Linked DNA regions of Homo sapiens: region 2 is linked to region 1. A link is a loop called in an ENCODE intact Hi-C map of the cell type or tissue named here. Cell type or tissue: heart left ventricle. All regions are shown on one strand. Links, peaks and the distances in the headings refer to the core of each region. The heading gives the core; the rest is flanking DNA.

Region 1 (11,221 bases), core at 1,832-9,831:
GGGCAATGGAGGTCCTGGAACCTTCCAGGAAAAAGAGTTCAAAAGGTTTTGGCAGTGACCTTTTCCAGTGTGCTTCCCCCCAGGCAAAGAAAGGTTTTTCACTGCAGCCTGGGGATGGGCCTCAGGTAGGCACTTTACGAAGCCCAGGATGCCCAGGCTCAGGATGAGACACCATCCTCCCCTCCCCATTTCCCTCTTGCCTGGATGGCATCTTGTGACTTGTTTACTACAAGTCACATCCTGATAGAGGCCCCACTCGCTGGAAGGGGCAATGAATCACCAGCGTCTCCATGGGAATCACAACCCAGCTAGCCCAGCCCCACCCCTCCTAATCCACTGCCCTTACCCCACCCCCCAACACACACAAACAGTCATGTCCACTGGGTGAGCCTGCTAGGGCTGAGCCTGGCACGGGACAAGGAAAGGCTTGCCCAAACAAGAGGTCCCCGCCCACTTCTGCCTCCCTGAGCAGCAGCTCTCTCTTCTCCTGTCAGCTCTCGGACTGGACCACCCTCCATACAGATTACAGAGGGGGCATTTGTCCCCCAAGAGCCATCCCACACAAGACTTCCCTGCCACCTCCTCTCTTATTGGAGGTAAAAAACAAAACAAAACAAAAAACAAAACAAAAACTTGGGTTTATACCTGACTCTGATACCTCTGACTGTGTGGCTTTGATCAAGTTACTTAACCTCTCTGAACCTTAAATTCCTCAACCATAAAATGAGGATAGCAGTATTACCCAGACCACTGGGTTGGTTGTGAAGTTTAAATGAGAACATTCACATAGCATGCTTGGAATAGTGAGTGGCACACAGCAAGTGTGCCTGATAACTGATCCTTCATGATGGTGGTGATGAATATCATGGGCTTGTGTAGCACAGCAGGAGGCTCATTTGGCCACCAGAATGCACATTGCATTCTATTGCAAAGCTAGGAAACGTGATGTCAATCGTACCTGCATTTCCGGGATTTTGTAGCCTATGACTTTTGTTGAGGAATTTGTACCGATGCAGGGCAACTCATGCATTCTACAAATATGTACTGAGAACTCATTCATTCTACAAATATGTACTGTTAAGGAAGTGACGTGTTCTTGGCAGTCCCAAGAGCAGAACTGGGGGATGTGGATGAGAGGCTGTTCCTGGCAGCTTCCCAGACCCGTATCATTTGATTTGCAAAGGTTGCACATCAAATCATGAAAGTTCCTTTCATGATTTGCTGAGATGACGGCAGGTTCTTTGCCTATATATTGGGTCTAGTATGGACTGGAGGTGATGTCCAGGGAGGTGAGGCAGGAGGGGCCTGTGCCCAGGTCTTGAAGCAGTGTTGGTTTGGGCCATAGCTTCACCTCTTCCAAGTCTTGTGACCTTGGGAAAGTCAATTAGCTTTACAGAACCTCGGTTTCCTTCTCTGTTAAATGGGCATAGTAACACCTAGCCTGTGACCTCACAGGGTTGCCGTCAGCTCACATGTGTGAAAGATAGCCTCTTAATAGCTGTATTTTCCATTCATTCATTCATTCAGCCCTTACCTATCCACCCAACCATCCAAGATTATTTTGATTATCTACTATCTTTCAGTTACAATAGGAGGAGCTGGGTACAAAGGGAAACCCAGAAGACGTGGGGAAAATGCTGGCCACCAGGATTCCATAGCAGAGACAGTCCATCTTCCAGCCCTCCAGATGTCAATGTTGGGGCCAGCAGACAGGAGTCATCGAATAAGTTCTTGGGAGGGGACAACCCTTCTTCAATCCACTCCAGGTGACAAGTGGTTCCTTTGGTCTAGGTGAGAAGCAGCCCATCCTCTGGACAGGTGCCCAGGGTGGACCGTTCCCCTCTCTTGGACCCCAGCCAGCCTGCCCAGCCCTCCAGACTGAACTCTTGACCCTCTGTTTTTCCATATTTTGGCAGGAGATGGGCTCTGAAAGAAGATACCTGGCTGGGCTCCAGAGAGTATACCCACACTTCAGGCAGGAGGTAGGGAGGATGGGGCCCAGCCATGCTGTCTCCTTCTTTCAGAAAAATAATGCTTTTATGCAGGTCTCCCCCAGAAACCTCTGCTTAGTTTTCTTTGGACAGAACTGGACCATGTGCCTACTCCTCATTGCAAGGAAGCCTGGGAAAAAAGGAGCAGGATTATCATGATTGCTTAGACCAAAGGTTGCAAACTTTTTCTGGAAAGTTGTAGACAGGAAACATTTTAGGTTTTGTGGGTCATACAGTCTCTGTTGCAACTACTCAACTCTGCCTTTGTCACGCAAAAACAGTCATAGATAATATATAAACAAACGTATGTGGTTGTATTTAAATAAAACTTTATTTATGAACACTTAAACTTGAATTTCAGCTGGGTGCAGTGGCTCGCACCTGTAATCCCAGCAGTTTGGGAGGCCGAGGCAGGAGGATCACTTGAGGCCAGGAGTTTGAGACTAACCTAGGCAACATAGCAATACCCTGTCTCTATAAAAAAATAAAAATTATACATTGAAATTTTAAAAATCTTCAATATCATATAATTTTCATGTGTCACAAAATATTATTTTTATGTTTTCAACCATTTGAAACGTGTTAAAAACCATTTTAGCTCATGTACCATGTAAGAACAGGGGGCATTCAGATTTGGCACTCAGGCCGTAGTTTGCTGACCCTTGGCTTAGACCAGTCATAGTCCATTGCCTGGAGCTGGGTTCGCTGTCACTGTAAGGAAGGGTGTGTATGTGGCAGAAGGTGTAGCATAAGGGGGGCTGTGGGAGATGTATGACACAGGCAACTAACAGTATTCGTCAACAGCAGAGTTTGAATCCAAAGCATCCACTCAGCCTGTCATGGGGGTGCACGCTTGTATCCCAGCTACTCAGGCGTCTGAGGCAGGAGGATCGCTCGAGACCAGGAGTTCAACACCAGCCTGGGCAACAAAGCAAGACCCCCATCTCAAAACAAAACTGAAACCAAAAAAAGAAAAAGAAAAAAAGAAAAGACCCATTCACTCTTAGCCTCTGTGTTCATGTTCTCTTCTCAGCAACCTCCCTGTGCTGGGAAGGTGAGAGGGAGAAGGCATGCAATTAGGCATCGGGATTGTGGTGTCAGCTTTGCTATCAAGATGGCTCTGGCTGGGACACATGCCATGTCTCCTGAGGCATTCCAACAGCCTCTTCTCACCAAGGCCCCAGATGGGAGATCATAGGAGGGGGATGCAGGGAGGGGTCCCCAGGTGGCAAAGACTTCTCAGGAAGCTGAGAGGGGCTGGAGGTCCTGCCTCCCTCCCTCCCCATGGTGCACACCCCTGAGGTGTGGAGCAAGGGGTGGGGGTTTACCTCTGGCCCTGGATGGAGCAGGATTTACCTTTCCCCTTGACATTGATAGGCCTGAAACTGGGTCTTGGTCTTAAAACTGGAGAAGCAGGAACTGCCATCAGCCTCTGACTCCCTCCTTCCTGTGTTCTTCGCTTCCTGCCCACCCCAGCATGAGGGAGATCTGGGAAAGAATCAAATAGTGAGGGAGCACGCCAGCATGAGGCATAGGAAAACTCAGAGATGTCATTCTTTTAGCCATTTAAAAAAATCTTGGTTTTAAGCTCTTACCATAGGATTTATTTTTAAAAAATTAATTCAGTTTCCACCAAGCACGAGCCGGGTACTCCTCTAGGAATTTTACATTCTCTGACTCATGTGATCCTCCAATAATCCTGTGAGGTAGGGGTCTTAGACCCATTTCTCAAGGGTGGAAACTGAGGCCAAGAGTTTACACCATCAATGAGAGATCCAGGATTTCATCCAAGGCCGACTGACTCTAGATAGAGTCCCTTCTCCAGGACCAGTTGAAATGCTTAGGCACAAAACGTAAGGAGGTACTGATTCTCAGGCCGGCGCAAGTGCCCTAGGTACCTCGCCTGCCTCACCCTGCCTGGCCCAGGCACACCCCGGTGTCACTCCCTCCCGTTAAGATTCTCAAGGCCCCAAGCTACCATGAGCTGCTGTGCATTTGTTCACGTGGGTCCCATGCCTGAAGTATCCTCTCCACCACCTTCGCTGTGCACCCAACTTTTCCTTTTCCTTTAAGATTCAGTTCAAACACCACCTCCTCTAACAAGCCTTCCCTGAACCCTCCTGGTCAGGATTGTTCCTCAGCTCACCACACCTGCTATCTCATATTCTGTACCTCAGGACTCCATCTTGTGAGAGCAGGAACCAAGGCTGAATTTGTCTTTGTTGCTGTAGCACAGAAATAAGATAATCGACGTGAAGTACTTAGCACAGTGTCTGGCTCCCAGTGAAGATGCCCTTGGTTGCTACAGCTTCATGGAAACTTTACCCTAAATAGCTGCAAACACACAGAATGTGTTGTGCTTTTTTGTTTTGTGTTTTTTGATACAGAGCCTTGCTCTGTTGCCCAGGCTGGAGTGCAGTGGCACGATCTCAGCTCACTGCAGCCTCTACCTCCCAGGCTCAAGTGATACTTTCCACCTCAACCTCCCAAGTAGCTAGGACCACAGGTATGTGCCACCACGCCTGGCTAATTTTTAAGATTAAAAAAAAACAACAACTGTATAGATGGGTCTCACTATGTTTCCCAGGCTGGTCTCAAACTCCTGAGGCTCAAACAATTCTCCCACCTTGGCCTCTCAAAGTGCTGGGATTACAGGCATGAGCCACCGCACCCAGCCAGAATGTATTATCTCACCTAAGAAAAGGGCTTCAGGCAGGGTGCTCCAGGGTTGGATAATTCACAGCTCAACAGCTTCCAGGTTCTTCCTACTCTGCCATCTTCAGAATGTAAGCTGCATTCTCAGGTGGATCCCCTCATGGTGAAAGAATGGCTGCCACAGTCCCAGGCCACAAGCCCTCACACCAAGACACGACAACTTCTGGTAGAAAAAGGGGATATCTCTTGTGTGCCTCATTTTGAGAACCTTTCCCAGAACGCTACCCCCAACTCAGCTGACTCTTTCTTTCTTTTTTTTTGAGACAGAGTCTCACTCTGTCGCCCAGCCTGGAGTTCAGTGGTGCAATCTCGGCTCACTGCAAGCTCCGCCTCCCAGGTTCATGCCATTCTCCTGCCTCAGCCTCCCGAGCAGCTGGGACTACAGGCACCCACCACCAGGCCCGGCTAATTTTTTGTATTTTTACTAGAGATGGGGTTTCACCGTGTTAACCAGGATGGTCTCTATCTCCTGACCCCAGGTGATCCGCCCGCCTCAGCCTCCCAAAGCGCTGGGATTTCAGGCATGAGCCACTGCACCCGGCCTCTCAGCTGACTATTTCTAAGAACACTTTGGCCAGGATGGCATCCCATGCCCACACCTACGCCAGTCTCTGGCAAAGGAAATGGGATGTGCCAAATTGACCAGGTAGTCAGGCTCCTGGCCCTATGGCAGAGGGAAGATTACCCAAGCCCAGTCAGGAAGGCGGAAAGGCTGTGAGGGTGACTGTATCTACACCTGGCTATCACATAAAAAAACGTGCAATAAAGAGTAGCTATTAGCTTTAAATGTAGACAGATGTGGTGGTGTAGTGAAACAAAAAAAAAAAAAAGCACTGGTTTAAGTGAATTGCTGACCAGGCTTCATGGCACCACTTAGGACTTGAAGACAGAGGGTCTTGTATTATTCCCTACTCCTGTTTTTCGTGCCTGGTGAGGTTCTCTCCATCTCAAGCTTGGGCTTCTCCAGAGGCCACATTTTCTACCCTTCTGCCCTGACCCTGTCTACTGCAGAGCTAGGCACATAGTGGGCTCTCAAATATGCAGACACTGTGGCTGGAGAGCACAGACATGCCCCTCAACCGCCCAACTTCCTGGAAATAAATTGTTCTGCATTCCCAAGAAGCACCCCAAAAAGTTACCTTCTAAATCCTGTTCTGCTTGTCACTTTCAATCTGGTTAATTAAACTCAATACCTCCAGGATGATTAAAAGTTAATTTGGCATTCAACAGGCCCGGAAATGAAATTCCATGGGAAACACTCTTGGTGAGCCTGGCTAGATATAATTAGAACATAGTCCTGCTGGGGGAAGAAGAGTAAGTATGGCACTGGCGCAGCCACAGAGGTGACAGTAGGGAGGCGGGTGCCGAGGTTATATGGCAGCAAGCCTCTTCCCAGGCCTCTAATTACTTACTCAGCTGTTGCTGACAATTGCATCACAAGAGCAGTTGGTTTACACTAAGAGTTTTTACTTCTAAATTGGTAAGGATCCATAGGCACTGCTTCTGCCCAAACCTGCTTGAGTCTCCACTCTGCTGTTTGTACAGTTCCTGCTTTCCCCTCACCCTGCTGCTGAGAGCCAAGGCCTTCTCTTCCCTCCCCCTCTGTCTTCCCATCTGCACCAGGCCCCATCCTGGCCCCTTCCACCCCCAGTACCTCCGGGTCTTCTGCCCCTGATGCCCCATTCCATTCCTCCCTTTGCTTCTGCTGCTGTCCTCCAAGAGTGGTCCCTGCTGCAGGCTGGCCACCCGCTGGGAGGTCTTTAGTGCTCCTCGTCTCCCAGGCAACAGTGCCATTGCTTTAGATGCCAGGCTGGAGCCTGGTATTCCAGGATGCCGCAGAAGGGCATTTCCTTTTTCCATCTCGGAAGCCACCAGGAGGCCTTCACACCTCCCAACCCATCCAACTTCCCCATCTGGTACCTTCGAACACTGTGGGAAGCAGGAAATATCTAGTTAACCCTCAAGGGCTAGAACGTCTCTTAGTGAGGAGCTCAGGAGCCTGTGGGGAGACCGTGTTTCACTCAAGATGAGCCCTAGCCCTTACTGTGAACTGTTTCAAATGAGAAGATACTGCAACAAGGTCGGAGGGCAAGTTTTGGGTTTTTCTTTGGCCTTCCGGAAGGACTAGGTCAATGCTATTCAATATGGTTGCCACTAGCTATATGTGGCTATTAAATTTAAATTAATTAAAGTTGAAGAAAATTTCAAATTCCATTCCTTAGTTCACTTGTGTCTGGTGGTGGCCACACTGAACAGTGCAGATAGAACGTTTCTGTTATCACTGAAAGTTCTGCGCTACAACATGAGCTGTAAGCACGGGCTTGGAGGTCAGAGCTGCTCTCTGCTGTTGACTCTGTGGCCCTGGGCAACTTGCTCAACTTCCTGATGCTTCCCTCATTTCTCCTCATTTCTGTAATAGTAGCTGTCTTAGAGTGTCCTGGGGGCCAAAGGAGATAATCCAGGTACATGCTCAGCACGGCATCTGATAACCGAAAGGGCTGATAAGTAGAAGCTCCTGGCTCCTGGAGAGAGGCTGCCACTTGGTAAAGTAGAAATACTTAGGATGAAGGGGACTGAACGCTAGCCTCCCTGTAAGTCCCATGTGAAGGCTGTGAGCTACATCACCCAAATTAAAAAGAGTAAATCAGAATTAATCACAATAAAATGGAAAACTCCAGCACAGATTTTTCTCTGGAGCCTGGGACCTAACATTCAATAGTCTGCTGAGCCGCCCAGTTAGATTCCTTCCAGGATCCATTAAGTCAAGAAACCCAAATGGAATGGACCCTCTTCCACACAAACCCCACCCATTCCTCCTGCATTTCCTAGCCCAGGAGTAGCATCTGGTCTCCAGAAAGCTAGAAACATAATTTATAACCCTATGATGTAATTGGAGTTATTATCACCATTTTACAGACAAGGAAATTGAATCCCAGAGATATTACCCACCTTGCAAGTTAGTGGTAGAGTCAGGCTCTTAACCCACAGACTCTGCTGCCTCGATCCACCCTCAAAGCCACTTGACTTTACCTCCTCAATCTGTGCACTTCTCTCCAACCCCATGGCCAACACATGACACTGGCTCCTCACCACAGTCCCCTTACCAGCCCTCTTCGTGGCCCAGTTCTGCAGTGTGCCTAAGGCAGTCACTTCTGAAAGCTCAACCTCGAGTCTGTTTCTTCAGCTCTCCCAGTGATTCTGCAAGCCATTCAACACCCTGTCACAAGCCCTCTCCTGTTTAGAATAGCAAGAGTGTTTCTCTTCTCAGTTGAATCTTAACTGATGCCACTAGCTCAGAGCTAGGTGCATTGAGTTCTGAATAAATACTTAGGTCCATTGAAAAGCACATGTTTGGTGCCCATTTTCCAGGTGCTCTATTAAGGGCTCAGGGTCATGTACAGGGTCTTTGCCCTCAAAGAGTTTGCTGCCTAGCAGAGATGCCTACCAGGAATTCAGAAAAGGGAAAAAATTTCAACAGGGGCTTGTGGACATCTTGCTTTGTGGTCAGCTTCCATTCACCTATGTCTAGTAAGCATACCTCAATTGGTAAAGCCAGCTCCACCAGGAGCTCCAGAGAGGTGAAGGAGATTTAGGTCTAAGTTAATCCACTAACTCCATCCCCTGGACACATTGATTGGTTTGGGAATGGGAATCTGACCCAAGTTAGACCAGAGAATGACAATACATCTCAATTCCAAGACAAAGTTTGAGGAGCTCTGGAGAAATAAGACTCACTCCTTCCGCTATACCAAAAAATTGTAAGGACGTGAGTGCCAGAACTGCTGTGCCTTTTGCTACTCTGTAGAGCCTGAAACCTCCGCCTTCATAAAAACGGGTAGACGAAGATTTGGAGAGAAAGAAAATACTGATGATGTTGTTTGAGCTCTGAATCCAACTGTAACTAAATAAGATCACCTGGGTTTTTGGTTTCCTTGAGCCCCAAATTCCCATTTTTTTCTTAAGCCTCTTTGGGAGGGAGGTTTCTGTCACTTGCAATCAAAAGTGTCCTCACTGATTTAGAAGGTGTCCTGGAGGAGATGGAAGGAATGAGACTCTGAATGACTGACGATAATTAGGGGGAGAGATGGGAGGACATTCCAGGCAGAGAAACAGTCCATGGAAACCTGTGGAGCTGGGCTCCTGCTGGAATTTGAAGCCCAGGCATCGAATGCTGACTCTACACCCTGGTAGCCTCCTAACTCTTACCCTTCCTCTGAGCCACAGGATACTCTTGAAATGGGCTTTACGCTTTAAGCCTCACAGGGATGTGGGATGAAGATAATACATGCCAGTGTGTGATGGTGCCTGACTCTCAACACATGACTGCTGAGCAAACAAACCAGTCATTTCATAGGAGAAGAGAATGGAATAGGAAAATAACATGTGGTAAGGTGTGGAAAGCTGGGGAGGTTCATCTACCAAGCCCTGCCACGAGCTTTGTCCCTCTCATCCCTGCCCTCATAGCAACCTGTAGGGTATTGTCATTGCTGCCTAGCAGAGATGCCTACCAGGAGAGCAGTGATGCAGGAATTCAGAAAAGGGAAAAAATATCCAGATAAGAGAATTGAGGCTTAGAGAAGTGAAGTAACTTATCTAAAGTCACATAGCTAAGAAGCACAGAAACTAACGATTCAAACTCATATTTTCTCCACCGTAACGACTGTTCCCTGTGGGCTGGAGCTGAGATCTCTGCTGGCCTCCAGTGCAGGCTGAGCAGAATGGCCCCTCTCCTGTAAGTCCAGGCAAGCTGCCTGGCCTGGGGCAAATACGGAAAGGAATGTTTCTAGTCACTACCAGATGATGAATAGGTGGACCTGAAAGGCCAAGCATGGTACAGAGAAGACATTTCCACCAGCCAGCTCTCCAGGACACTGACTCGGGTAGCAGGGGTGAGAGTACAGACACCTCCCTGGGAAGGAAGCAGAGGAAACCCAAATTTGGGGAGTAGAGAGTCTAAGCTACCCAGAGGGGCTGGAGGAGGCCTGGGTCCCTGCAACCAAGACCATTCTGGAAAACAAGCAATCCCTGCCCAAGGGCCCTGCTATGTGGGCGGTAGGGAGAGGCTAGGGGAGGAAGTGTGGATGAGGCCTGGGGAGCTCTTCCCTAGTGCGGAGGTGGTGACTTCACTTTCCCAGGCCTTGATTTGCATCTGTGCCCTGGGCCTCTAGGAGGGGGTTGTTTGTGGAGAGGGTGGGTGTGTCTGTTGTTTGTGTGTTTTTCCTTCTGCCTTTAGCCCTCCCCCTTCCCCTCCTCAGTAACTAGTAGAACCTGCAAGGCTCATGCCCAGCCTGGGTCCCTTCCTCTGACTCAGTGGAAGGGCAGGAGAGTGCCCCGAGGAGCTGCCCACATCCCTGGCTGAGTGCCTCACCCCCAGGGCCTCCACGAGGAGCAGCTTCCACAGGGTGCCTGTGGGGCTCGTTCCTCTGGATGCTTTTCCCTTTGCTGTGAATGCCTCTGGGGCACGAATATATGGCCCTTGGGTCTAGGCCTTAGGGCTTCCGGTGACCAGGATAGGAAGTGTTGCAGGCCCTGCCCCGAGGGCGGCGCATTAGCTTTTCCCCCACTGCTTTCATCTACCCATCTCACCAGATTCCCCCATCAACCAGAGGTGGGTGTATCACCCCCATTTCACAGAGGAATAAAGTGAGGCCAGAAAAGGGAGAATGACTTGCCCAAAGTCATATGGCTAACAAGTGGCCTGGCAACTGGAATCTGCCTTTTTGGTCCCCATTCTGAAGCTCTTTCCATCACAGGCTACTAATGTTCCCACACAGGGTGCAGGGATGCTGCTTTCCTCTCTGATATGGGACCTCACTGGACTCGCTCCCGAGTCTGCCCAAGTCATCTCTGGAAGTCCCTCGGGTGTCTTGTAAGTGCCCGCAGCCAGCCTGCTAATGTGTCTTCCACTTGACCTCTTTGTTGCTGTCGGCTGTGCACTGGGCAACTGCGGCAGGACCTTGCCTTACTCCCTGCCTGGGCTGCTCCATGAGGCCCCTGTTTCTCTATTTAAGGTGTGACCCCTGGTGCTGGCCAGTATGGCAGTCCTCAGTGCCTACCGAGGCAAAACGGTTTTGTGCTCTGAATTGAAAGAGGCAGAAAGCTCCTCTCCCTACTGTGTGTCCCAATTTGTAAGCTGGGCTCCAAAGAAGCCTTTTCAGCTTTTCCCTGCAGCCTCCTCTCTAAAGGGAGTAAGGGGCCAGTGTTTCCTGCTAGCCTGTCCCCATTCACTCACTTGCAATAAAAGCCTCAGCTCAGTTTATATGATTCCGGTGAAACTGCCCCCATCAGCACCATGACCAGGCTCCCTATACACATCCCCTTCCCAGACACTCAGATCTGGGAGTGGAGATTATGATCCTGCAATCAGTACCCTCTACCCCCCTGCCACAGTTATTGGTTAAGGGATGGGTACATGACCGAAGGCAGGCAAATCAGAGCCAATGAAACTCAGTTCCAGAACTTTTGAACTAGTTCTTTGCCCTGGTGAGAGGGTGTGAGGCCTGGAGCTTCTGCAG
Region 2 (11,221 bases), core at 23-8,022, 500 kb after region 1:
TAGGTGTTGTAATTTTTTTTCTCTCATAGTGAAAACTTGGTAGAGCTTCAGTTTTTAAGGCAAAGATGATTAATATCATCTGAGGAAAAGGTATTTGTGTGTAGCCAGCGTGGTTCGTTGATAGCATCTCCCCTGAATGGTGGGTGACAAAAAACATGACCACCATTTGATGGGGGTGGTGAGGCAGGTAGTTAGGAAAAGTAGGAACTGGCAGGCTAACATTTCCTAAGATTCCTACTTGTCTCAACGGCCAACAGCTGGTTTCTACTTTGTGTCTAACAAAAAGAATCCTATGGATGACTGACTACACAGCTGCAATTGGTAACGAAGTAATACAATAGGTGAAATTGGCTCTTGCAGAACAGAAATAGAGTTTCAGTTTACTATTTTCCTCTAATACCGAGATTCTATATGCGAAAGGACCAACAATATTTAACTATTTGTTATGAACATCCCAGCATATATGCCATTTTTGCCAGTGACATTTGCTCCAAGTATTACAGTCAAGATTCTGCTATGCTGTGTGTTCAAGGTGTTCTGGACTAAGCTGTAGAATGATCCCTTTCCAAACACAGATGCTTTTCTAGACGGTCCCACCCACTCAGTGATTCACCTTGCTGATGCAACCTTACCATGCATCTTTCACAACATCACCCCCACAGATTTATTATTTATAAAGTGGTGAATCTGGCTTGGTGCCTGCCTTTACCAACCACTGCAAATTAATTATAATCAAGTGAAGCTTCTTCTGGTTTTTGTTATTCCCGCTCCACTACTTTGACATTCCTAATAAAAGCTTCCTACTCTGTATTCAAGTCTCTTCCTCTCTCTTGCTCAGATTCTTACTCTGGAACGTCTAAGTTCCTGAAAACCTCTATCTGCTTTCCAGAACTTTGTCATCAAACTTCACCCCTATACTGCTCTAGCAGGGAGAGATGATGAAATAAGTAATGGACCAGGAATAAAGCAACTCATCACTAAATGGAATGTGAAATAAATACAATACACAATTTCCTTAGACTGCACAGCTTCTCCTACCATATTCTTTTCTTTTTAGGCCTGCCAGTGGTACCTAGTGATCACTGCCTTTTTTTTTTTTTCCAGGTTAGGATGAAGGTTACTAGCATTGCAGACCCCCTGATTAGCCTTGAATTGAACTATCAAAACCACCACCTAGCCTCTCCATTAAATACATCACAGTGAAAATATTCATTATGATCACATTTCTTTATTTGAAGCAAACCTGACATGATACGCCACTGAAAGGGAGGACATTATAGATGTTGATAAATGTGAAGGAAATACATAGGAGCTAAGGATTTTTATATGTATCACCAAAATGCTAAAGTGGTAGATAAACAACTCTTAGCTGTTATATAGTGTAAGCAACTCCAGCTACTCTGAACTGTCACTATCCTTTGTTTTCTCTTAGTCTGATAACTCTTTCACATCCAAAATCTGGCCTGACAAAAACAATGAAACTTGGTGCTCTACCAAACCTCAGTTCTCTGTTTGACTAAGCTGCCATTGTTACTGTAAAGGGTGTGGAGCCAAAGGGATGGTAGGGAGTGGGCTGCACCTAGTGTGGGGGAGATTAGTGCCAGTCACTTGCCTGGATAGAATGTCTGTTTTAATAGGGTTGGTTCTTGTTTCTAGGCCCCCTTAGGCATTGGCAAGAAAGAAACAGGAAGGGAAGGGCTAAAATAAGCAAGGTTGGATGGCCAGCACTGGCTGGGCTACACTTTGTTGATAATCAGCTGCCCTGGGAGTCCAGAGTAGGAAGGAGTACAGTCATGTGTTTCTTAATGATGGGATATGTTCTGAGAAATGCATCATTAGGTGGTTCTGTCATGGTGCAAACATCCTAAGAGTGTACTAACACAAACCTAGATGGTATAGCCTCTTACACAAACCTAGATGGTATAGCCTAATATAAACCTAGGCTATATGGTAGAGTGTACTGGGCCTAGGCTATAAACTTGTACATGTTACTGTACTGAATACAGTAGACAACTGTAACACAATGGTATTTGTGTATCTTAACATAGACAAAGTAAAGTGTTCTGCCACAATATCATGAGCATTACAACGGGGTATGACATCATTAAGCAATAGGAATTTTTCAGCTTCATTATAATCTTATAGAACCACTGTTGTATATGCAGCCTACTGCTGATCACGTTGGTATACAGACAGTATTTCCTTCTCCCACACGGCCTGCTAATAGCCAGACATGGGTGATTTGCTTAGAGTAATGCACTGTAAGCAGTTGTGGCTACTTTTAAGAGAACTTTCTTGTCAGGTGAGATGTATTTAAACCAGGGACAGATGGGCCAAGGGAGAAACATAACAGCTATGGCTGAAATTCATGTGTATTCTACAATTGCCATGGCCATTTAATTCAATAAATATGTGAGTTTTTTTATCATCTGCCAAGCATTGTTCATAATTAACAGGACAAAAACCCAAACTTTTGCCTTTTTGGAGCCTACAGTCTAGAATAAGGAGAGAAACAACAGCATGCCAGAAGGTGGTAAGAACTATAGAAAATAACGTAAAGGGGATTAAGGAATGCTGAGGGGGGTGGTATTTCAGTTTTAAGAAGAAAATCATGATGACCTCATTAAGAAGGTGACATTTAAGCAAAGACTGCTTTTGTGTGTATGAGTGCATGTGTAATGTCTTTTTAAACTGCAAAAAAGTTAAAAGTCTGATAGTATCCACAGGTAGGGACGGTATAGGGAAATTAGCACTGTTGTTAAGCTTTTTTAGAGGAATATTTTGCAGTACTGTATCTACTAAAACTAAATATGCACAATTTTGACTCATAGTAATTGGTTCTAAAGAACACAAATGTGTAAAAATAAGAGTGTTCATTAAAGCATTGTGTTGAATAGCAAAATGTTCAGCAATAGATGAAGCTGACTAAATGTTCACCAGCAGATCAAAGGTTAAATAAATCATGGAACATCCATAGAACGGAATACTATGCCAAATTAAAAAATGATGCAGATTGTCAAGGCATACCTTAAGAGAAAACATTAAATTACAGAAAATGAAATTATTCTTACATTAATAGAACCAAACTTATAATGCTCACAGAATACAGTGTCAATTCATCATTTTTTGAAGGCCTTGGTTTAGGTAAATGGAGAAGAATCTGCTGTTTCCTTTTCTTACACAGATTCTAAAGTTTGTAATTTCTCCCAGAGATAATAGTTTTGATGAACAGTGCATTCCAAAATCATGACAAGGTACGCAAACCTGTTGTAGCTATTTGAGCTGGATGTCTAAAATTAATGCTGAAAAACTTGAAGGAAAACCAAATCTTTGTCATGAAATATTTTACTCTGTTTTAGGAGTGAGAGTTAAAACGCAGGTCTAGGATGGATTATTGCCTTCAAATCAATCACATACATTTGGCAAGTTAAAAATCCCTGGTGTGGGGGCTGGGCGCGGTGGCTCACACCTGTAATCCCAGCACTTTGGGAGGCCAGGCGGACGGATCACAAAGTCAGGAGATCGAGATCATCCTGGCTAACATGGTGAAACCCCGTCTGTATTAAAAATACAAAAAATTAGCAGGGCGTAGTGGTGGGCGCCTGTAGTCCCAGCTACTCCGGAGGCTGAGGCAGGAGAATGGCGTGAACCTGGGAGGCGGAGCTTGCAGTGAGCCGAGATCGTGCCACTGCACTCCAGCCTGGGCGACAGACCGAGACTCCGTCCTCCCCCCACCCCTCCAAAAAAAAAAATCCCTGGTGTGATTTAGTTGGATAACCAAATTAAATAATGGGTGTGAGACCAGACTAGATCACTGAAGTGTCCTTCTGAACTTGGAGAATGTATTATTAGTGGTCCTCAAATTTTCTACTTGCATACTCCCAAAGAGATTTTGGAAAACTAGGTATCACTTCATACACTGATGTTTAAATTTCTTATCATAAATTTAAATTATAAAGGATATAATTTCCAGCATATTTAAAAATAACTGTTACCTCAGTCTTTTAAAAACATATCCAATATAATCTAAACATAACAGCAATTTGATAGCTACCATCATCCATTAATAAAAAGAAGATCATTTTTAAGTTAGAAGTTTTATATCATCTTTTTTTCTTCCTGGACCTCTATTTCCAACCCACTTTATTCTAGTGTAACGTATTTTCATGCCTTTTTTTTTTTTTTTGAGACGGAGTCTTGCTCTGTCGCCCAGGCTGGAGAGCAGTGGCGCGATCTTGGCTCACTGCAAGCTCCGCCTCCCGGGTTCATGCCATTCTCCTGCCTCAGCCTCCCGAGTAGCTGGGACTACAGGCGCCCGCCACCAAGCCCGGCTAATTTGTTTTGTGTATTTCTAGTAGGGATGGGGTTTCACTGTGTTAGCCAGGATGGTCTTGATCTCCTGACCTCGTGATCCGCCCACCTCGGCCTCCCAAAGTGCTGGGATTACAGAGGTGAGCCACCGTGCCTGGCCTCATGCCTGGTATTTTAATGATCATCCTATCATACTTCTTTGCTACAAAAATGTTTATAAATTTAAACTTTAAAATATTTTGGATTCAGTTATTACAACTGGCACAAAATTGGTCAAAATGAATTACACATTGATAAAGCAATTGTTGAACATAAAAGTTATTGGCCATATATCTGTTAATAAGAAGACAGCTTTATTTTCTCAATTAGTTCACGTATATACATGGCTGAAATTTACTTATTGCTACAATTCTATTCTTCTTCCTTTTTTTTGAGATGGAGTCTTGCTCTGTTGCCCAGGCTGGGGTGCAGTGGCACGATCTCGGCTCACTGCAACCTCCGCCACCTGGATTCAAGCAATTCTCCTGCCTGAGACTCCCGAGTAGCTGGGATTACAGGCGCATGCCACCATGCCCGGCTAATTTTTGTATTTTCAGTAGAGACAGGGTTTCACCATGTTGGCCAGGCTGGTCTCGAACTTCTGACCTCAAGTGATCCGCCCCCGTTGGCCTCCCAAAGTGCTGGGATTACAGGCGTGAGCCACTGTGCCCAGCCCTATTCTTCATTTTTGTAGATGTAAACACTGAGATGAAAATGGGAAAATTTTTTTCAATCTTTGAACTTACGTTATATGCTAACAATCACGTAGTGACCTATCATCAAGAAATAATTTTAAATGACCAGCAGACTACTCAATTAGGTATTCCTTCAGTATTGTTGAAAGCTGAGAACAGTCTCTTGACTTGCAGAAGCACTACTTACTTAATAATTAGCGAAGCCCTTAGTCTTTCTTGAGTTACCAGTGTTTCCTTGTCTCTGTGTGTAGCTCCTAAGAGATGTTTATTTTCTGGAGCATTTTTGTCATAGTAAGATTCTACCAGGCTAGAGAGATGCCTTTCCTTCATACATCCTTAGAAAAATAATTGGGGGACTGGTGCGGTGGCTCGCATCTGGAATCCCAGCACTTTGGAAGGCCAAAGTGGGAGGATCGCTTGAGCCCAGTTCAAGACCAGCCTAGACAACAAAGCAAGACCTCATCTCTACAAAAAATTAACAAAAATTATTCGGGCATGATGGAGTGTGCCTGTTAGTCTCAGCTACTCGGGAGGCTGAGGTGAGGGTACTGCTTGAGCCTGAGTTTTAGGTTGCAGTGAGATATGATCACGCCACTGCATTCTAGCTTAGGTGACAGAGTAAGAGCTTGTCTCAAGAAAAAAAAAAAAAAAGAAAAGAAAAGAAAGAAAAATGGTGAAAGAGGAGACAGGAAATGAGATGAAGCATGATGGTTTATCCACAGGTCCATTTTCTCAGGGAATGCATTATCAGCAGACACTACATATAAAAGTTTAGGATCTGAAAAGTGATTGTTCTTAACCTCGCTTGCTTGTATACCCCTCCGATTGTCTTCAGGCATCTTGAAGGATATGCAAATCCTGGTATAAAGGATGGTGATTGATACAATAACCACGTTGTTCTTTGAGATGTTAATGGACTTTCTGATAAGATTCCATAGTTATTAAATTTGAGAAGCCCTGGGAAGGAAAAAAGTTAAATTTTCTTTTTAATAGCAGGACTGTTTAGAAACTTTAATATGCTAAAGTATGTGATACATTTCAAACAGGGGAGTTGAGTATATATTGTTTCCTAAAGTTATGTGATTCTGGAATTCTTTAAAAGTGCAATCATGGGACCAGTATTGCCTAGAACACACTTTGTATTCCTAGGGCAATGTCACTTTCAATATGGCATATGTAGTAAGATGCTATATCTTAAGCATATTTAAGGAAAATACCAGTATTTACAAATAACTAATTTTGAAATTAGTAAAAGCTGTATTTCTTCTGAATGTAACACTTATTAAAATTAAGTGAAGAATGACTTTTTTCTCTGTTAAGTGAAAAGTTTAGACCATCCTGGACAAAGCTGTATTTTTATAAAGGAATTATTTAAATATGAAAAGATAAAATCTTGCAAAAGACTTGTAGACTTGGCAAAAATGACATCTTTTTCTCCTATCACAAGGATATCCTGATGTGGGGGTTTCTAGTGACGCAAGTACAATATTTTGTGCCAAAATGTTAACTAATGATTACTTATGGGCCTTATTTCTACTTTCTATTACATGAACATCCATTACTAAGAAAGGGTTAAGAACAAAACTGAAGTATTCAAATAGCAAGTCATCTTATATTGAAATTTTAATTCAGCATCAAACTTACTAAGGCATAGTCTCTAGGCTTGAGGATCCTGAAGGATGGGGGTGGAGGGAGAAGAAACAGGCACATAAGCGAAGAAGCATAATGCAATATAAGTTCTATACTTAGAAGTATTTGTAAAAATGCCATGGGAACACAGAATAGGGAGCAATTGTGTCAGGTACAGATGATGGGGGAGGAACTTTAGGTGCAGGTAACAACAGTTTGTGCAGAGGCATGAAGATAGGCAACACAAAGCACATGGTGCATTATGGGGGAGGCAAGGAATGCTTAAAAAAAAAAAAAAAGAGTTACGAGCAATCTGTCTGGAAACAAACCCTAACCAAACTGCAATCAAATTGATTTTGAAGGAAATAAGGAGAACCACTGAAATATTTTAAGAATGAGAATGACCTGAACAGATCTAAAATGTATTCAGGAGGACAATTACAGGGCTATTTCAAATAGTTTAGGTGCAGGTGAAAAATGGGTGCTTCAACTGAGCACCTAGCTACACTGTGAAATCATAAAGCTAGGGAAAGACAAGATTTAAGTAAAAGCTGTGATGGGGTGGTGATTAACTCAGGCCAGCAAAACAATGATACCCTCAACAGATTTTCCATTAATCAGGCAAGCATCTTCACAGAAACAACTTCAAACTGTAAAGACTAAGATTTATATAATTTTGTTATGAAAAAGTTGGCCTTTTTTTTTTTTGAGACGGAGTCTTGCTCTGGCACCAGGCTGGAGTGCAGTGGCGCGATCTCGGCTCACTGCAACCCCCACCTCCTGGGTTCAAGCGATTCCCCAGCCTCAGCCTCCTGAGTTGGGATTACAGGCATGTGCCACCACACCCAGCTAATTTTTTGTATTTTTAGTAGAGATGGGGTTTCATCATGTTGGCCAGGATGGTCTCGATCTCCTGACCTCGTGATCCACCCGCCTTGGCCTCCCAAAGTGCTGGGATTACAGGCATGAGCCACCGTGCCCGGCCAGAAAAGGTTGGCTCTTATGTCATCTTTTGAACTTAAATGTTGTGGACTTGCAGGAGACCTACAAGTGAAAGTCTTAGAAAAAGACAGAATCCTTCGCTAAGATCTTCCCTGCACACCTATTACATATTTGGGAAAAGAGCCTAGCTCCTAGTTCTCTGTTCAAGAAAGTATAAATCTTTACAGTGGACAGAAATTGTGAGTTAATAGGCCAAATTAATGCTGTACCTTGTATTCTATTTGGAAATAAGCACTGGACAGTAAAGACTAGAGTGATAAACATGAGAATGATGTTGTTTTAGGTGACAACAAAAGCATTACTCTTTCAGAGTAGAAAACTAACAAATGTAACATAAAAATAATTTGGAATGATAAAGTACCTATACGAACAGATTTTTTCTTTCAACAAACATACTAAATGTCTATAATGTACCAGCCGTAGCTAAGTGAGAGAGACAGAGTAGGTAAAAACCAGTTTCTTTCTTTGGTGGAGGTGAGGTAGGGAATGAGACACATGTAAATAATTATAATTGAATACAATGTACTTTAATAAAAGCATGCCTACTGTGCCTTAAGAAATGAAAACCATGAAAAACTTGGCTAAGGATAGGGGACAACGGGTGGTCTCTGAAGAAGAATTATTAAACATGACATTGGAGCTAGTCCCAGAAAGCTGAATGGGGGTTTACTAGGCAGAGAAGGAGATGTATAGCAAGGGGCAGATGTTCTAGACAAAGCGAAAAATACGTTCAAATGAAGAAGCATTAAAAAAAAGTGTTCTGTCGGAGGACATGGCTAGAGTGCAGTGTGTGTACAGTGTGCATACAGTGTGCACCAGGTATTGTGGTGGGACTGACCAGCTGGAGGCCAGTTCACACTCAGTCTGCAACGCTGAATTTGGACTTCATATCCTATAGTCAGGAGGGAGCTAACTGGATGGTTCTAAGCAGTTACATGACATGATTCATGTTTTGGAAACACATTCTAGACAAAATAAAGGAAAAATGAGAAGAGACACTAGAGGAAAGGAGATTAGTAAGGAAGCTATAATTGTTTAGGTAAGATGATGAAAGTATGAATTAAAGCAGTGATAACAGACACTAAGAGGAGAAGATATGAGGTAATTAAGGGTACAAGAAGTTGAGATTCAAACATCCTCCACCTTCCCACCCCCCACTGCCAGTGGGTGATAAGGAAATGATCACAGACGACTGAAGTGAGCTAACATGATTGTGGATATACCCATATTAATTCATACCGGAAACACAGATGAGAAGGTTGAGAAGGAATAGTAAAGACCATGAGTTCGGTTTAGATTCACAGAGTGTGGAAGTCCAAGAGGAAGGTAAAAAGGACTGAAGGCCCAGAGTCAACTGTACAGTAGTACAAGCTACGGAGGTGGATATAATCACTCAAGAAAGATATGGCAAAATGGTAAGTGGTGGGGTGATGGTAAAAAGAGACAAGGGTCTAGTGTGGTGGTTGAAAGAAGCAGCTGAAGTCAGATTAGTCACTTAAATTACTTGATTTTCTGAGCCTTCGTTTCAACTGCAAGATAAAGCTTACAATGGCATCAACTTGAGATGGCTGGTGCATTAAAGATATAATTCATATAAAGCCATTAGACCAAACCCTGCATGAGAGCTCAATGAATGTCAGCAATTCTTACCATAGTGTACCATTATAATGTTGGCATAAAATTAGATTTTCAGAAAAAATAAGCTTATTAACATGTATTAGTTATAGAGGCTTATTACTAAAAATGCATGATGAAAAACCTATGGGCAAGCAAAAATATTTTAGAATTCTCCACCTCTTCTCTCAATACCCATACTCTTAAGAGTTATATTAAAGGCAGACTTGTTTAAATGTCAGGACATTTACCTTAGCTTCTTTCCTTTAGTTAGCCTAGTGGCTCTTAAATTTTAGTTTGCTTAAGAATAACAATAGCAACACAGTGTTTAGTACGAAGTCATGCATGTATTTCAACTAAGTAGATATTTTAAGGAATTTTCTGCAGTAATTTTGAAAAAACTTTTATCACCATAACTGGTGATTTTGGAATTGAATTACCCATGTGCCCATCCACCTCCCACTGCATCTCCCAGTTGCAGCGGGAGGTGAACGGGCACATGGGTAAAATTATATATTGGGTACACATATATATATGATGAAATTTAACAGACTAAAACAAGGTTTAAGAAGAGTTATCTTGTCCAACATCATATAGTCGATAAGAAACAGGATTTGAACTCGGGTCTGCCTTACTCAAAGGCAAGGTCTCTTTTCAGTTTTCTCTATGCTACATCTGTAGGATAGGGAGATCCCAAGCAGGTTTAGTACGGTGCTTCACTGAAGGAATATCAACATTTAAGAAGATGGTGGAGAGATAATCGTAGACTATGGTGTGCAGAAGCCAACAAAGGCTGAAGTAACATACAATCTTCAATTTCTACTGAAATGGGAAATTTTGAAGACACTAATAACCCTTACAAAGGAGGGTGAAAATAAAATATGAGGCAAACAGTAAATCTCAGGAATGAGGTAGACGAAAAAATAAGCGCAGCATATTGACTAAAGCACATTTCTTCCTCTATAGTTTGGGAACTGTGTCACAGTCGGACCAATATATGGCTCTAACCAACATGTAGCTTTTCTTTTCTTTTCTTTTTTTTTTTTTTTGGTCTTCTTAATTTGAGGATTTAGCATTCCAGTTGTCATGTTTGATGCCATTCTGAAATAAATCTCTTAGGAAGAAAAACTGCTTTTTGACTCTAGATTTTGTTTATAGCATTAAATATTATTTAAACACTATGTCACTGAAACTTTCAAATCCTAAGCTTAATTAGAAATATACAACACTTTAAAAGCTTACAAATTTTGCATTTTTAAATTATTTTCATCATATCACAAATTATATGACAGCTTATATCACAACTCATGAGAAGATACTGATCTTGGGTTAAACAGCTGAAGAGGGCAATTAGCTTTAGACTGCACCTATTTTCATCTAGCCATCTGGAAAATGTAAGCTGTGGTCACACAGTGGACAGACAGAGAAGGAGACTAAATTACTAAAATTCAAACTGCATTCCTGATTACTCATAACGTATACATATGGATCAGAAACATCAAAATGAAAACATATTGTGGATGCCAAAGTCAAGTCTTGGTTTCTAAAAATGTTCAGGATGGGATTCGGATGTTTTTAAAACTGTCCTCCCCACACTAAGTCTCCTTAATCTAGTATTTGATCTTTGCTGGGAGCCCCAAGGAGCCGTTCCATGGGTCTATGTGTTTATCTTCCATAATATGTGCCTACTACTCCTAACCTGTCACTACATCTTCAATGTAATTCCTTTTTCCCTCTATTAATGTATCTAAACTTATCAGCTTATGCTAATTGTACAGACCCCAGTTTTAAAGTTAGAAATAGAATCCTTGAGCATATCCTAGGATTCCGTGTGTTTTAAATAAACTATGACAGTAAAATCCAATGTGTGACCTAAATAAAACAGAAGCTTATACTAGAGTCTGTCATTTCTTTCTAATCAATCTATTTCA

Evidence for each region. Peaks named below come from ENCODE experiments on the same cell type or tissue, not always from the same donor. Only the 100,000 strongest peaks of a DNase experiment are listed, where the experiment ranks them.
Region 2: it touches region 1 in a loop (5-fold over the local background); 3 of 110 quality-filtered maps call a loop at or near these places.

What each region holds. Positions count from the first base shown.
Region 1 is chr10:110,398,488-110,409,708 of GRCh38, forward strand. No RefSeq gene overlaps it. Among named protein-coding and RNA genes, the nearest start is that of DUSP5-DT, 92 kb to the right of the region's middle. In heart left ventricle, for the core only: no CTCF peak of the experiment used is centred there; no DNase peak of the experiment used is centred there.
Region 2 is chr10:110,901,835-110,913,055 of GRCh38, forward strand. All of the region lies in intron 2 of BBIP1 (BBSome interacting protein 1), which reads right to left. Among named protein-coding and RNA genes, the nearest start is that of MIR4680, 9.4 kb to the left of the region's middle. RefSeq lists an enhancer at 1,842-1,921. In heart left ventricle, for the core only: no CTCF peak of the experiment used is centred there; no DNase peak of the experiment used is centred there.